Regions from separate parts of the Homo sapiens genome. Here region 1 is linked to region 2. Evidence: read pairs that join two places in POLR2A ChIA-PET (ENCODE). Cell type or tissue: Panc1. All regions are shown on one strand.

The links. Peaks named below come from ENCODE experiments on the same cell type or tissue, not always from the same donor. Only the 100,000 strongest peaks of a DNase experiment are listed, where the experiment ranks them.
Region 1: POLR2A ChIA-PET joins it to region 2 with 9 read pairs; 2 of 35 experiments call an interaction of 5 or more read pairs at or near these places.

Annotation. Positions count from the first base shown.
Region 1 is chr1:39,171,508-39,174,007 of GRCh38, forward strand. It overlaps a transcript of MACF1 not described here. Among named protein-coding and RNA genes, the nearest start is that of MACF1, 32 kb to the right of the region's middle. RefSeq lists an enhancer at 286-812. In Panc1, a CTCF peak has its summit at 1,787; no DNase peak of the experiment used is centred here; H3K27ac peaks cover 2,259 bases.
Region 2 is chr1:38,863,603-38,866,102 of GRCh38, forward strand. It overlaps MYCBP (MYC binding protein), which reads right to left. Exons shown (of 5, transcript NM_012333.5): 5 at 1-1,112. The coding sequence ends at 1,068. The region is part of intron 1 of RRAGC-DT (RRAGC divergent transcript); the gene reads left to right. GJA9-MYCBP (GJA9-MYCBP readthrough) reads right to left here. Exons shown (of 3, transcript NR_037637.1): 3 at 1-1,112. Among named protein-coding and RNA genes, the nearest start is that of RRAGC-DT, 5.0 kb to the left of the region's middle. In Panc1, no CTCF peak of the experiment used is centred here; no DNase peak of the experiment used is centred here.

The DNA.
Region 1 (2,500 bases), 310 kb after region 2:
TTATATAAATTTAGTCATGTGGCCTTTTGTCTCTGGCTTCTTTCACTTAGCATATGCACATATTTACATGCCTTTTCCATGTAACATTATAAGGATTTTTTAAGTGTTTCGTTACAGACATTATAATTTTCTTTTTTGGACACAGTCTCGCTCTGTCGCCCAAGCTGGAGTGCAGTGGTGCTATCGCGGCTCACTGCAACCTCTGCCTCTCGGGTTCACGCCATTCTCCTGCCTCAGCTTCCCGAGTAGCTGGGACTACAGGCACCCGCCACCACGCCCGGCTAATTTTTTTGTATTTTTAGTAGAGACGGGGTTTCACCATGTTAGCTAGGATGGTCTCGATCTCCTGACCTCGTGATCCGCCCGCCTCAGCCTCTCAAAGTGCTGGGATTATAGGCGTGAGCCACCACGCCCGGCCCAGACATTATAATTTTAAGTTATCTTGTTGATAATGGCTTCATTTAGCCATTCATTTATTGTTGAATATTTGGATTGTTTCAAGTTGCTATTATTTTTTAAAATGCTACGGTGGAAACCTCCCTGAGTGTGCTCTGCCATCTTTCAGGGGACTCTGAATGTTGCACATCAGCTGCAGAAGAGCCATTGTGCTTGATTTAGGATAGTGTGGACTGTTATCCAGCTCTGTGGGAGGACAGTCAAGTAATGAATTTTATATAGAAGGGAGCATTATTCTTTGCAAAATAAGACCATGTTATCCAGGGAGTGGCAGGGAAAAGTTTTTTTTCCCCACTGCCTAGAATTCTCTGATAATCCCTCTATCCCTTTGGCTGTAGGAAAGAATTGATTATAGCAGTTGAAGATGAAATGTTTTATTCATTTATTCATTCAACAAATATTTGAGAGCCTACTATATGCCAGACATTTGAAACTTGCTCATGGGTTGAGCTTGGCTAAACAGTGCCTTTCACTCCCTGGGCCTTTCATACCTGCCTGGGAACAAGAATAGGACCTACTTCCAGAGTAATCAGAGAGGATCCAGAGGTCAGAGCCATGTGGGGCCTTATTACCTCATGGTTTAACTCCTCAAGATTTGGTACCATTATAGATACTAATCACACATTAATTTGTCTGCTCACTCTGGGGATTTCAAGGCCAGGCTGCCACTTTTCATACGTGGCTGTTCTTGTTCACCACTCTAACAGAGTCCTGGCTGCTAGGAGATGAGCCATCAGGCCTGTGCCCTCTTAGTAGTTTTGTTCACTATATCCTGGGCAAGGCAGCAAGGAGAAGGTGCTTACTGACTGAGTATAAAAGCTTCAGAGACTTTATTATAGTAACGTTACTGTGTTCATGCAAGGGGTGAGGTTGGCATGTCACAGATTCTGAGTTAGCCCAGATATACTTGGGTTAGTGCTGCTGGGGCCTTCTTGCCTTCTGGCAGACAGCCCTCCTCCCTTTTTTGTCCTTGCTGACCCATTTAACAGAATACTTTTAATTTCTCTCTACCTTGCTAGGAAAATAAAGACCACTTAGGACCATTCAGGGCCACACACTGCTTACAAAACCCAGTGTGGAGTAGAAAAAGCACTGGAGGCCGGGCGCGGTGGCTTTGCCTATAATCCCAGCACTTTGGGAGGCCGAAGCGGGTGGATCACAAGGTCAGGAGATCGAGAGCATCCTGGCCAACATGGTGAAATCCCGTCTCTACTAAAATGCAAAAAATTAACTGGATGTGGTGGCGCATGCCTGTAGTCCCAGCTATTCGGGAGGCTGAGGCAGGGGAATCACTTGAACCTGGGAGGCGGAGGTTGCGGTGACCAGAGATTGCACCACTGAACTCCAGCCTGGTGATGGAGCCAGACTCCATCTCAAAAAAAAAAAAAAAAGAAAGAAAGAAAGAAAAAGCACTGGAAACAATTGCTAGATCTTAAACATTCACTTAGGAAATGCCAAACCTGTAGATTTGGAGTAAGAAGCAGAGAGGCTAGTGAGAGAGTTCAGGGTTTAGGCCTGATTTCTATCCTCTTCCACCTACCACTTGTTGCATTTCCTTCACTGTCAGAATTTGATTGTTCTGTGTCTGTATCTTCAGATGTGTTTTTCCTAGTGTATTTGAAAAACTGTTGAACAGTCCCCTCTGGGCAGGGAGGGAAGAGGGTTAGACAATCAGGAGTAGAGACTCTGTTATTTCTCTCTCCAGACCTAGACCCTGGAGTTAACTGAAGGTCCAGAGTTACTGAGGGGCGGCTGTGTTTGTTTTTCAGTAGGCTGGCTTTACTGAGTGGGATACAAGAGCCCAAAGCACAGGCCATTCCCAGAAGCCTAACATTTTCATATTTCTTTCTCTGCCAAAGAATCTTTGGTTAGGGTTAAGAATAACTAGTCTGTCTGTGGAAATACCAAGGCCTTTTGTTTGCCAGAAGAAAAGCGCTTTTGATTAAGGCTGCCTTTTCTCTCTCTCTTTTTTTTTTCTTAAGCTGTTGTGGGAAGACTTCAGAGCCTCTGAAGGTGCCGTATTTAAGGGGTGTAGGGGAAGGAA
Region 2 (2,500 bases):
CAGATGAAGACAGTAAATCTCAGAGTAGTTCACTGATAATGCCCAAGGCTCTACAGTTAGTGAGTGATTTGTATTAATATCAGTCTTTGGCCTAAAAATTCAGCACCCCTCTTCCCCTTATACTTGTCCCACCTACTTCACAGGGATAATGAAGATAAAATGAATTCAAGGCTAGAAAAATACTTTGAGGGAGAAAAGCACTATATAATTATACCTACAAACTATGATTTTCCCCAATATATGGCTCATTCCTCTTCTCATCTCAGCTTGTGTGTGAACCCAGAGTTGTATATTGCCTCTGTCCTGTGCTCAGTAAGCAAATAAGGCAGGCAGGGGGTACAGTGTGATCCTGTTTAAAGTTACATAAATTACAATCAGGGTAACTGCTATTATTAGGCAAATTGAAAAACAGCACAGAAAGGCCAGTGTGCAACTAGGACCCACTAAAGCTCAGAGGAAAGCAATGCAAGATTATCAGACAGGCATGATTGCATAGAAGGAAAATGTGGTGTCAGAGTTCAAACTGGCACACACACACACAGTTATCTAAGGCAAAGTGGTGGCAAAGAAGTTATTTGTTCCATGTCACACAAACAAGAGCAGAAGATTCATGGGAACCCGTACAAAAGCATCTTGTGTCACACAGATCTCTCCAGCTGCCTATAGGGAATATACAGAACAGTGTCACCTTCAAAGAATGACTGTACCTGTGTTCATATCCTGAACTGCACCAAGGAATAGCTCCATGCTAAACTGTCTTGGCTAAAATACAACCAGTGCCATCATTCCTAATCAGACTAATAAACAGAATGTCTTTTAAGGTAATGAGTTAGATGGCTGTGTTTAGGTTTTGTTCAGGATTTACTTTGGATTCTCCTGCTTTAAGACCCAAAGAAAGTTATATTGAGTTTTTATTGATGATTCTATGTGTTTTTAACAGAGTGTGATAGGTGAATTAAACATATTAAAAGAGTTCTATAGCATCTGTTCAGAAAAGATTATATACTATACAAACTATTCAAGTCATACAAAACCATTTTTCATTGTCTTTCAAACTGAGAAGAATCCTATTCAGCACGCTTCTCCTCCTGAGGTGGTTCATACTGAGCAAGCTATGGGGCAAAGACAGAGGAATTTAGGTGAATTTTATTCTAAATTGAGTAAAAAATAGTAAAACAAGGTAACTGTTATATTCAACTTAGTTACTGTCAGTAAATTGTATTAATATCAGTTTCTATAACTATCCATTTTAAATCATTCAGTGATTTAAGATTTAATACAATCAAATCTAATGAAAGCCCTTTTTATATAAACCTTTAAAATTGCTTTGAAACTAAAATTTCATTCCAGTTCATGACTGCACTGTTCAAATACTTGATATGCAATAAACTATATCTTCCCAAAGATTCATTTGCTTATAAGGAACTTTCTTCCTCTCCAGCAAAAGTTTACTGAAAATACCCACTGAAAAGTAGATAAAGAGTTAAGTGACATGTCTTAACTTAACCAGCCAATAAACAACTACTAATGTCTTTGAGTTAAAAGGTTCCAAAGAGTTAACTAGCACTACACATTGTGGAATCTTGGATAATTTAAAATAACTGCATTTTCTTTTATGCTAAGTGTGGTTCCTTGCAAGAACACTAGGCTAACATTAGGGTTCTGCCAACTACCTGTTGGAGTTGAGAAGCTTATTAGACTTCACTGTGCTTTCGTTTCCTCACCTATAAAGTGGCTTGTGTACTTGTTTCACTTATCTCACAAAGTTGTTGAGAAGATAAAATATATTATGAGAAATACTTAGAGTAATGTAAAATACATTATGTGATTAAGAATGTGGTAAGACCTGAAAGACTTAAGAGTTGACTAATTTGAAGTTCATGAAAATTCTCACAGGACTTTGAAAAAAGAAAAAACTGGCTGGGTGAGGTGGCTCATGCCTATAATCCCAACACTTCGGGAGGCCAGGCCAGGAGGAACGTTTGAGTCATGAGTTTGAGACCAGCCAGGGCAACATAATGGGACCCCATTTCTACAAAAAGTTTAAAAATTAGCCGAGCATGGTGGCAAATGCCTGCAGTCCCAGCTACTCAGGAGGCAGAGGTGGGGGGATTACTTGAGCCTGGGAAGTCAAGGCTGCAGTGAGACATGACTGCACCACTGCACACAAGCCTGGGTAACAGAGAACCTGTCTCAAAAAAAGAAAGAAAAAACTTTAGCACTAGATAAAATTAAGTCCTAACAAATTTACAGAGGGCCGCTACATATGGCCTTGCAAACTATGAACCATACAAATTCTAAGAAGTGCCATTTACAAAGCAGTCGCCCCATATTGGCCTACTTAAAATCAACTGCTTAAGAACCTCAGAACTGACCATTTACTTATAAAGAACATTAACCAATATTCTCATCCTTTTAGTAATACAGGTTCCTAAGAACCTCTTTTTTTTTTTTTTTTTTTTTGAGACAGAGTTTCATTCTTGTTGCCCAGGCTGGAGTG